Linked DNA regions of Homo sapiens: regions 1, 2 and 3 are each linked to region 4. The links are chromatin contacts, found by Hi-C or POLR2A ChIA-PET in ENCODE. All regions are on one chromosome and are shown on one strand. The core of a region is the stretch at or near the end of the contact, and the rest is flanking DNA. Distances in the headings are between cores, read along the strand shown.

Region 1 (2,712 bases), core at 185-2,684, 750 kb before region 4:
AGGCAGAGGTTGCAGTGAGCCAAGATTGTATCACTGCCTCCAGTCTGGGTGACAGATTGAGAGCCTGTCTCAAAAAAATAAAAAACAGACGACTGTTACTAGATCCTTCATGCAACAGCCAGACATGAGTGCCTGTAAACTGTACTATAGAATTGAGCCTCCATTCTGTTACAACTTTTACCAATTTCAATGCCACTGTACTTCCAAGTACCCCCAAGGAACTGTTTATGAGTTAGAAACTTCCCTTTGGCCAGATGTGGTGGCTCATGCCTGTAATCCCAGCACTTTGGGAGGCCACGGCGGGCAGATCACCTGAGGTCAGGAGTTTGAGACCAGCCTGGCCAACATGGCAAAACCCCGTCTCTACTAAAAATGCAAAAATTAGCCGGGTGTGGTGGTGCACACCTGTAGTTCCAGCTATTCAGGGAGGCTGAGGCAAGAGAATTGCTTAAATCCAGGAGGCAGAGGTTGCAGTGAGCTGAGATGGTGCCACTCTACTCCAGCCCGGGTGACAGAGTGAGACTCTGTATCAAAAAAAAAAAAAAAAAAATGGCAAAACAGACCAGGCGCAGTGGCTCACACCTGTAATCCCAGCACTTTGGGAGGCTGAGGCAGGTGGATCACGAGGTCAGGAGTTCAAGACCAGCCTGGCCAAGATGGTGAAACCCTGTCTCTACTAAAAACCACAAAAACAAGCAAACAAACAAACAAACAAAAAACTAGCCAGGTGCAGTAGCAGGCGCCTGTAATCCCAGCCACTCGGGAGGCTGAGGCAGGAGAATTGCTTGAACCCAGAAGGCAGAAGTTGCAGTGAGCCGAGATCGCGCCACTGCACTCCAGCCTGGGTGACAGAGTGAGACACAGTCTGAAAAAAAAAAAAAGAAAAACAACAAAAAAAGAAACTTTCCCTACAGGCACTGCCATGCAGGATTTCTGGAAGCACAATAGTAAAGAGACTTGAGAACGTTATCTTCCCTCTTATTTCTTTGTATTCCTCCCACCTTCCCAGTAGGTAATCGTGATAAATTTTTCTTCTGGGACAGCTCTCTTTTCTCCTAGAAAATTAGGATGTGGAACAGGACTTACAATGAAGAGTCCTAATCCCTGAAAGGAATAGTAGGCAAGACAGTTGCTGCCCTCAATGTCTAGTTCTAAGAATGCTCCCTGCAGAGCCTCTGTTTTCCTATCACCTTTTGGAAATACCGAGCAATGAGACTATTCAGAAGAAACAACTTGGATAGATAATAATTTTCTCAATAGAGTAACCTGCACACTGATTTTTCCCCCAGAAATTAGGAAGGAAGATCAGGGTTCTGACTCTTAATAGACTCTACCCTGATGGCCTAAGAATTTTTCTAACTTGCTTTGTAGAAGTCTGATCAAGATGTGGCAGAAGTGACACTTTGTCATCTGGGTGCTGCTCAGCAGGGGGCACTATTGTACCTCCCTGTGCCCTGGTAAAGCAGCAGAAGACCTCATCCTAGCCAAACCAAGAGGGTATTGAGAGCACCACTGCATTTCTGAGACTGGTAGATTTGAGCAGATAATCTCCTCTTAATGCAGTCAAACAGATGGACTGACTCATGATAGCCTTTAGAAGCACAATGGATAGACAGCAAGGGGCCCAGTGCTATTGTGTTCCTAGTAACCAGCAATACAATATATCAACAGGTGTATATGTCCATCGTTGTCCCTTCTCTCCCCATCCTTCCTGCCACCTGTCCCTAAAAAATGGTGTTATGACTCTATGTCCTAACAATGCACTCCTCTTTCCCTTTGTTTCTCCCTAAACAGCATCTGATTTCATCTTGGATTAAAATGATCTTAGATGTGGTTGCACAACAATGTAAATATGCTACTACTGAATTAGACATTTAAAAATGGTTAAAATGGTAAGTTTTATGTATGCGTATTTTACCACAACTTAGAAAACAAAGTTAGACAAATTTAGGGAGGAAAAAAAAGTTTGGACTCGCCTTGCCATACCCTTGCCCTTTCTTTATTCAAGCAGTCCTAGTAAATCCTGCACTTTTCAGAAAGGCTTCTCAGATAACCAGAACTGCTTGTGTAAACACGTAGTTATTGACTCCCTCCTCCTTCTCTACTGCTTATATCTACTTCAAGATAATATGCTCTGTTTACTTATTTATTAACCTCAAGGACAGAAGCTGAGCTGTTAACTTCCTTTGTATTGGACAGAGTATACTCCCTCCAAAGATGCATATATTATGCTGCTGATGACTCTTACCTTTGCTTTCTGCTTTTAACCTTGTTGGTCCTTATTCAGCACCTCTCCCAATTCCTATAAACACTGTCCTTCTTTGACCCTTTGAGGCAGGGGTCATCCAACTTTTAGGGTCTTGTGGCCAGAGAGATAAGAAAGCCAGTAGACAGTATGTACAAGAATGAGCATGACTGTGTTCCGATAAAACTTTATTTACAAAACCAGGCTGTTGCAAGATTTAACCCACAGGTGGTAGTTTGCTGACTCTAGCTTTGAGGAAAGAAACCTTTCTTCTTGCTTGCTCCTGGCCACAACCTTCCCTCTCCTGTTTCTTGTTCTTATGCATATCTCTGAGGGTACTTTCTGACTTGGGAAAGCTAACAAAGGGGAGAGGGGTTGAATGAGTATTTTTAACCCTCACTTTACATATTTAAATGGGTTTTGGTGGATTCCTATGTAAATATGAAGAAACTTCTTTCAAATGAATA
Region 2 (2,700 bases), core at 114-2,613, 530 kb before region 4:
ACATTCTAATGAGCAGTTGCTGGTCTAGAAGCTTCTCAGCCTAAACTTTATTTCAGCATTTTTCTTTCCCTCCAGATTCAGCTATGAGGCCATCCTATCAGCTTTAGGCTCTGTGGGGGTCCTTGAGAGAGTTCCCCTCCAAGGGACGGACAGATGGTCCCCTTCAAGGTCCTTGTGGTTGCTCAAAAGCCAGGTGCTTGTTTCTTTCTTTTTTTCTCTCCTTCCTTTCCTTCCTTCCCCTCTATCCCTCCTTCCCTCCCTCCCTCCCTCCTCCCTTCCTTTTCTTTCTTTCTTTTCTTTTTTTTTTTTTCTTTCCAGACAGGGTCTCACTGTCATCCAGGCTGGAGTAGCAGCCCCCAATCACGGCTCACTGTACCCTGGATCTCCCGGACTCAAGCAATTTTCCCACCTCAGCTTCCCTAGTAGCTGGGACTATAGGTGTGTACCACCACACCCAGCTAATTTTTAAATTTTTTTATAGAAATGGGGGTCTCACTTTGTTACACAGGCTGGTCTAGAATTCCTGGACTGAAGCAATCCACCCACCCGGCTCTCCCAAAGTGTTGGGGTTACAGGCGTGAGCCACTGCCCCTGGTGTTAGTGTCTGTCTGTCAAGTCAGGAGGGCAGCCATGAACGTTCTGATGTCTACTGAGCACGTGTGGCCCAGACCGTGTGTCAGGTGTTTAGGTGCCATCCACAGAACCTTCCTAATAACCCTGGGCAGCATAGGCTTTCTTATCTCTGACAGATGAGGAAATGGAGACTCAGATTCTGAACCGAAGTCACAGACACAGTAGATGGTAGGTCTAAATGGGGACCCAGGTCTATCTGACTGCAAAGTCCAAACCGTTTCCTTGCCTCTGCTGCAGCCTGCGAGGAGCAGCTGGGCAGAAAGACTGTGCCTTTACGGTGGTGAGTCTTCCGATGCCCAAGCCTCACCCCAGACCGATGAAATCAGAATCTCTGGAGACCCGACCCAGACATTGGTGGGTTTTAGGGCTCCTGGCTGATTCCAGTGGGCAACCGGGCTACCAAGCACTGTTTTACCCTAAGGGTAAGAGGAACATCGCCTCCTCGAGGGCTCTCCAGGTGTGCCTTTCACAGCGTAATCCCGTTCACGAAACCAAAAATCAAAACTAGGCCACTGCCCACTGGTGGCTGATACGCCCTTTTCTCATCAACAGAACCGGGAGGAAGGGCTCTGGTGGGGCTGGCGGTCCCCTGTTCTCCCCGCTCAGGTGCGGCGCTGTGGCAGGAAGCCACCCCCTCGGTCGGCCGGTGCGCGGGGCTGTTGCGCCATCCGCTCCGGCTTTCGTAACCGCACCCTGGGACGGCCCAGAGACGCTCCAGCGCGAGTTCCTCAAATGTTTTCCTGCGTTGCCAGGACCGTCCGCCGCTCTGAGTCATGTGCGAGTGGGAAGTCGCACTGACACTGAGCCGGGCCAGAGGGAGAGGAGCCGAGCGCGGCGCGGGGCCGAGGGACTCGCAGTGTGTGTAGAGAGCCGGGCTCCTGCGGATGGGGGCTGCCCCCGGGGCCTGAGCCCGCCTGCCCGCCCACCGCCCCGCCCCGCCCCTGCCACCCCTGCCGCCCGGTTCCCATTAGCCTGTCCGCCTCTGCGGGACCATGGAGTGGTAGCCGAGGAGGAAGCATGCTGGCCGTCGGCTGCGCGCTGCTGGCTGCCCTGCTGGCCGCGCCGGGAGCGGCGCTGGCCCCAAGGCGCTGCCCTGCGCAGGGTAAGGGCTTCGGGCGCACCTGGAGGGCTGGGGCAGCTAGCGGCTGGGGGAAACCGCCTTGGTCACCGCAGTCTGTGGGAGGCTGGAGGGAGGAAAGGAGGTGCGACGGATCCCCTTTTCTGTGGCTGCCTTGAGGCCCCGCGGGTACCTAGCTGTGTGGTCGCGGGTAGTGGCTCTTGCGCCCCCTGCTGCGCTTGCTCCCTTGGTCCGGAGCGCTCCCCGGAATGCCCGGTGAAGCTGTGCGGGAACCCTGCGGTCTGTGTACAGGACTGTGTCCTTGCAAACCTGACTCTCGAGCTTCCTTCCCAGTGCCCCCAGGAGCCTTTACACAACCGCGTCCCAGGTTACTCTAAGGGGAGACTGCCCGAGAGGGCGCGCCCCAGCGGGGTGATGTACCCGCCTGGGGAGTCCTTTGTACCAGCGCCCCTCTTCTCCCTCTGCATTGGGGGTCCACCTCGCCTGGTCCTCCCCCCACCCCCGCGGGTGCATGTGTGGATGACAGTGCCCTGACTATGAAGGGACTGACATCACGGGCGCTGAGTCACGGATCTTCCCGCTGCACGGAGTCACTTTGGCAGCCACCAACTCTGGGAAGCCAAGTGCCCCAGTCCTGGGAATTGAGTCGGGAGGCTGGCAAGGGAGTGAGACCTCCTGGGGCTGGCACGTGCTGGACTCCCCTCTAGAAAAGAGAAGGACCCGTGAGGGAGAGGGCAGAGGCACTTACTGCTCCCGTTGACTGTAATCTGCCCCTGGCAAACCAGGCTTTTCTTGGGCTCTGGCCGCATGCCCAGCTGCGTGTCTAGTCTCTCTTCTGGAAGAGTTGGGCAACTGGCTCTCCAGAGGTTTATTTTAGGGTCCCAGTGCTTCTTTGAGGACACAGCAGAAAACTAAGGGGCAGCTGACAGGCTTCTGGAACAGCTGACAGGCTGGGGAGGCTGAAGGCTAAGACTTTCAACCACTAGATC
Region 3 (2,700 bases), core at 201-2,700, 950 kb before region 4:
CGATCTCCGCTCACTGCAAGCTCCGCCTCCCGGGTTCACGCCATTCTCCTGTCTCAGCCTCCCGAGTAGCTGGGACTACAGGCGCCCGCCACCGCGCCCGGCTAATTTTTTGTATTTTTAGTAGAGGCGGGGTTTCACCGTGCTAGCCAGGATGGTCTCGATCTCCTAACCTCGTGATCCACCCGCCTCGGCCTCCCAAAGTGCTGGGATTACAGGCGTGAGCCACGGCGCCCGGGCAAGAAAAAATTATTCAAGGGAGTCTCTCTCGAGCCTATTCTGGCTGCCTATAAAAAATTAAAGGCCGGACGCGGTGTCTCACGCCTGTATTCTCAGCACTTTGGGAGACCGAGGCAGGTGGATCACGTGAGGTCGGGAGTTCAATACCAGCTTGGCCAACATGGTGAAACCCCGTCTCTACTAAAAATACAAAATTAGCCGGGCATGGTGCCGCATGCCTGTAATCCCAGCTACTCGGGAGGCTGAGGCAGGAGAATCGCTTGAACGCGGGAGGCGGAGGTTGTGGTGAGCCGAGATGGCGCCATCACACTACAGCCTGGGCAACAAGAGCAAAACTGTGTCTAAAAAAAAAATAAAAATAAAAATAAAAAAAAAGAAGGCATCTTTCACTTATCCCCATCACCTTCCGTGTCCATGCTTGTCCCTTCTCAAGCTAAACTATTCAATCTCTTTTTGTCCATTCTCTCACCTCTCATTATCTCCTTGAGTCTTCCCTATTTCTTTTCACTGACCAAACCATGTCTCCCCTGTTTATTTATTTATTTAAGACAGAGTCTTGTTCTGTCACCCAGGCTGGAGTGGATCTCGGCTCACTGTACTTCCGCCTCCCAGGTTCATGCGATTCTCCTGCCTCAGCCTCCAGAGTAGCTGGGATTACAGGCACACGCCACCACGCCTGGCTAATTTTCGTATTTTTAGTAGAGACGGGGTTTCACTATGTTGGCCAGGCTGGTCTTGAACTGCTGACCTCAGGTGATCCACCCGCCTTGGCCTCCCTAAGTGCTGGGATTACAGGCATGAGCCACTGCGCCCGGCCTAAACTGTTAAATTAAACCAATAGAAAAAGAGTTAAGAATATAGGTATTTAAAAAATAGGACGGAAGTCCTGGATATGGCTCCTTCTCCCTGGTGTTTTCCTCAACCTTTCCTATTTATTAGGCTCCAACTGTCAAGGTATGGCACAAAATTTTAAAAGTGTCCATTTATCCCTGGATAGTGATCAAACGCTGACCTCAAATTAGCAAGGTAACCCTCTCAACATGGTGACGCATATGTGTCACAACTAACAGTTAAAGACCTTCCGAAAATGGCAGCTCCCTTGTCTCCCCACTGCGGCGGATCAAAGTAAGACGTTCCAAACATGGTGGCACAAGATCCTTGCGTCATTTCCTGTAGTGTGCTCTATATAAGGGGCAGGATTTCCGCTTTCGCTCCTTTCCGGCGGTGACGACCTACGCACACGAGAACATGCCTGTGAGTGCTTTGGTCCAGGTTTCGGCGGAGATCTCGCTGTTCTGTCCGAACTCTCCCCTCACGCTGATTTCGGATCGTAGAGGGTCCTCATTTACCCTCTGCACTTCTTAGGACATTAACTCCAGGGACCGCAGCGGCCCACGGGCCACCCGCATAGACGGGAGCGGAGAGGAGATAAGATGGCGGCCCAGCTGCGCAGACACCAGGGGCGGCGAGGGGCGAGCTCTCCCCGGTGTGTGACAGTGGGGGCTATTTTCGACCATCCCATTTTCGCTGTTGGTTTCTAAATCTCTGCATTTCTGTCCCTCTTAGCTCGCAAAGGATCTCCTTCATCCCTCTCCAGAAGAGGAGAAGAGGAAACACAAGAAGAAACGCCTGGTGCAGAGCCCCAATTCCTACTTCATGGATGTGAAATGCCCAGGTGAGGAGACGGCTTGCTGTAGTGGGGAAAGCACTGGACCTCAACAGTTGGAAAATGTTGTAGTGTTAGCTGTCTCGTATCCTTGAAGCTGTGCAGCAGCTTCAGTTTCTTCGCCTGTGGAAAATATTTTCCCTGATACTCTTAAAATTTGAATGTATGAGACTGGCAAAGTTTTGCATCTTAGGAGGAGTGATTCATTTCACCGTGATCTCTCATCACATTTCACATACAACCCCTACGTTTTTTTGTGTTGGGAAACAATGTAATGGATGATGAGTTGGGCATAAGTGCAGGAAAGACGGGTGTAATAGAGGAAAAAAATGTTATCTGCTTTTCTTTCAGGATGCTATAAAATCACCACGGTCTTTAGCCATGCACAAACGGTAGTTTTGTGTGTTGGCTGCTCCACTGTCCTCTGCCAGCCTACAGGAGGAAAAGCAAGGCTTACAGAAGGTAAATGGTTTACTAATGTGATTTGGGGCTTTGAGTTTGATTTTTAGAAATGGAAACATTTCTTAGGATTTTTCGGTCTTAACAGTGACAGGGATCATCTATAATGTAAATTTTTAGACAAGAAGTGTTGGATTTGGTTGTTTTAACTAGATACTACCAAAAGCTATGTATTAATCTCAAAGCACTACTGTCTAAAGCGGGGATAAATGGGTGATAAAAGGGCTTAAGTTGATAGGAAGTAACCAGTGATACAAATGCGCAGGTAGCTAAGAGTTGAGAAAAAAGATGTAGCTTTCTGTGGGTGGATCATCATGCATCTGCTTTTTTGGGAGAGG
Region 4 (2,700 bases), core at 60-2,559:
CTAGCCCAGGTCTCAGCAAAATGCTCCTGCACAGAAGATCTTGCTTTGACAGAAAACACTGTGCAAAAGGTATTATTATTTGGGGAGGCAGCCAGATAAAACAGAAAGAAACCAGTCCTTGGCGCAAGATAAAGTTGAATTTGTTTGGGTTTTTTTTCTTTTTGTTTCAATTATATATTAATTGCTGAGATGCCCATCATGAACCACAAAGCTGAATTTGAATCCTGGATTTGCCACTTACTTTGTGACCAGCAAGGGTTTTTTGTTGTTAACTTCGTATGTTATTTTATTTTATTTTACTTCGAGACAGGGTCTCAGGCTCTGCTGCAAGGACTGGAGGACAGTAGCATGATTACAATTCACTGTAGCCCCCAGGTTCAAGCGATCCTCCCACCTCAGCCTCCTGAGTAGCTTGGACTAGAGGTGCTCGCCATCGCACTAGGCTAACTTTTCCATTTTTTTGTAGAGACTAGGGTCTTACTGTGTTGCCCAGGCTGGTCTCCACTACTGGGCTCTCAAGCCATCCTCGCACCTCTGTCTCCCAAAGTGCTGGGGTGACAGACATGACCACCACACCCGGCCTGTTTAACTTTTTAAGAGCCTCAGTTTCTTCACCTGTGAAATGGAGATGCTAATAATGGCACACAGTACCTAACAAAGAGGTGAAGAGGGTTTTTTGTTTTGTTTTTTTAAGACAGGGTCTCGCTCTGTCGCCCAGGCTGGAGTGCAGTGGCCAATCTCGCCTCACTGCAACCTCCGCCTCCCGGGCTCAAGCGATTCTTCTACCTCAGGCTCCTGAATAGCTGGGACCACAGGCACGCGTCACCACGCCCAGCTACTTTTTGGATTTTTCGTAGAGGCGGGGTCTCGCCATGTTGCCCAGGCTGGTATCCAACGCCTGGTATATAGAAAGTGCCTTCGTAGGAACCATTATTAATGCTTCTCAGAGAGACCTGCAGCTGAAGGTCTTTGGAGAGGTGGTCACCTGCTTCTTTGAGGCTCGCCTGTGTAGACTACTGTTTTATGTAATGGTGGCATTCCACCTTCCCCAGCCCAGTGCTCCTCCTGCCTTGCAAACGGACGACCCGTACTCCAAAGCTCACTCCGTGACACCCAAAAGCACTCCTCGTGTCACGTGATGCGGAGAGCTCCCCCTTCCACCTTTCCCGCCTCACGGACACCTGCTCTGCAGCGCCTCGGTCACGAAGTCCTTCCCGGATTTCCTCTTGCCGCTGAACAGCAGTACCAGCCGCGGGGCGCCTCCCAGCGGGGCCATGGGGCCGCCACGCCTCGCGATGCCTGAAGCTGACACTTCTCCCTACCCCTAAAATCGGGACACCGCGCGGAATGGACGCGGCCACTAAGCGGAGCGGCAACAAGGAACAATCGCGCCCCTCCTCGCCGTAGCTGCGAACAGGGCTGACCGCCCGCGACCGTGCCCTCAGCTCATGTCCAAACAGATATGGGGAGAAAAGGGTGAGACACGCGGAGAGAAAGGCGGTTCCTTCACAGAGCAGCCTCCCCTCGTGAAGCTCCCCCACCCGAACTCACTTAGAACAGTCCAGCCCCGCCCAGAACCTTCGCTCACAGCCTGGCCTGCTTAACTGACACCCGGGGAGGAACCGGACGCGACTACCTTCCTCCGAGGGGGGTGACGTCTGAAATTTCCTGAGGTGAACCCCATGTTCCCTTCCGCGCAGCCCTAAAACTTTAGGAAAAAAAATCTCTGGAGTGAGATCACGTTGGAGACGTTTTGGAAACTGCCCTTTTGCCTGTGCGTTATAGTACATGTGCCACAGCAAATCTGCGCGCGCCCCAGAGTGGGAATGGGTCTTCCTGGGGGCGTAAGGCAGCCCTGACGCGAGCGGCGTGTCTGGCCACGTCATGTCGGGGGAGGAGCAGAATCGCGCACACGATATTTCATTGTCAAGCAGATTTTATAACCCGAGACGTCACTAAGATGTGGCCCTTTAAGCCCGGCGAGAAACCTTTGATTGCTTTTCTAGCCGCAGCCTCCGGCCCAAAGGTTTTCGGAAGCAAACGGCGTGGGTGACATCAATAGTAAGGGAGCGTTGAATCCCTAGATGAGATTGCCTGGTTTCATCCGAAGTCTGGCTCCCAGCCAGAAGTTTGAGAGGCAGGATAAGAATAATCTGTCCTTTCCCTGCATCCCCGGTTCTGCCTCTTCCCGCAGTAGGTGACGGGTTGCCCCAGCTGAGTACGTCGAGTTGTTTTTGGCTATGACTTGCCGTCCTGCATTTTTCTGAGCATGTCAGAACAGAGCCTGCAACTCATTACTGCCTCCACTAGAGAAAAAGTGTAGTGTGGAGACTTAGGGAGAAACCATTAATTTCCTGAATGTTGAAAAGAGGCACAGGAGAGTGGTCAGATGCAAAAAGAACAGACTTAAGGAGGTGGTTTTTTGTTTTTTGGGGTTTTTTTTGTTTTTTTTCAGCAACCCAGAAAACACTGCACTCATCAACGCCCTAGAAGGCAGCACAGAGTGGATTTTCAGTCCCAGCTTGGACACTTAGCAAGTCACTCTGAGTTTACCACTGATAAGGCCCACTTCCCAGGGTTATAATAAGAAAGGAATGAAGAAAATATATGACAAGGTACAATAAAATACTTTGTAAGTTCTCAAGTATCATCCAGATGTAAGGGGTTGTTATTTATTCTTAGCACTTCGTCATTCAACAC

Evidence for each region. A loop is a pair of places that touch in the nucleus more often than their neighbours do. ChIA-PET counts read pairs that join two places held with the same protein, here RNA polymerase II (POLR2A). Pooled maps may share reads with other maps.
Region 1: a pooled map shows a loop between it and region 4 (5-fold over the local background). The contact joins the enhancer-like site here to the promoter of PMVK in region 4. A Hi-C loop is called at or near these places in 2 of 37 single-sample maps with no recorded cell type and 7 of 50 pooled maps. POLR2A ChIA-PET finds 5 or more read pairs at or near these places in 1 of 52 experiments (OCI-LY7).
Region 2: a loop to region 4 is called in a pooled map, with 12 times the contacts of the local background. The contact joins the promoter of IL6R here to the promoter of PMVK in region 4. A Hi-C loop is called at or near these places in 10 of 37 single-sample maps with no recorded cell type and 17 of 50 pooled maps. POLR2A ChIA-PET finds 5 or more read pairs at or near these places in 2 of 52 experiments (CD4-positive, alpha-beta T cell and MCF 10A).
Region 3: a pooled map shows a loop between it and region 4 (9-fold over the local background). The contact joins the promoter of RPS27 here to the promoter of PMVK in region 4. A Hi-C loop is called at or near these places in 5 of 50 pooled maps. POLR2A ChIA-PET finds 5 or more read pairs at or near these places in 2 of 52 experiments (activated CD4-positive, alpha-beta T cell and activated T-cell).

The regions. Positions count from the first base shown.
Region 1 is chr1:154,184,842-154,187,553 of GRCh38, forward strand. All of the region lies in intron 2 of TPM3 (tropomyosin 3), which reads right to left. Among named protein-coding and RNA genes, the nearest start is that of TPM3, 5.9 kb to the right of the region's middle. Within about 2 kb of position 1,435, at least 3 of the 41 ENCODE cell types and tissues checked have a DNase peak (open chromatin) inside an H3K27ac peak, as active enhancers do.
Region 2 is chr1:154,403,980-154,406,679 of GRCh38, forward strand. IL6R (interleukin 6 receptor) reads left to right here and starts at 1,364. Exons shown (of 10, transcript NM_000565.4): 1 at 1,364-1,735. The coding sequence starts at 1,651. IL6R-AS1 (IL6R antisense RNA 1) reads right to left here and starts at 2,585. Exons shown (of 2, transcript NR_147855.1): 1 at 2,460-2,585. RefSeq lists silencers at 1,169-1,298, 1,499-1,648 and an enhancer at 1,888-2,494.
Region 3 is chr1:153,989,312-153,992,011 of GRCh38, forward strand. RPS27 (ribosomal protein S27) reads left to right here and starts at 1,451. Exons shown (of 4, transcript NM_001030.6): 1 at 1,451-1,491; 2 at 1,804-1,912; 3 at 2,255-2,365. The coding sequence starts at 1,486. It also overlaps a transcript of RAB13 not described here. RefSeq lists enhancers at 1,176-2,375, 1,332-1,691, 1,389-2,369.
Region 4 is chr1:154,935,410-154,938,109 of GRCh38, forward strand. PMVK (phosphomevalonate kinase) reads right to left here and starts at 1,310. Exons shown (of 5, transcript NM_006556.4): 1 at 1,182-1,310. The coding sequence starts at 1,276. RefSeq lists a silencer at 760-859 and enhancers at 816-1,758, 1,580-1,779, 1,759-2,700.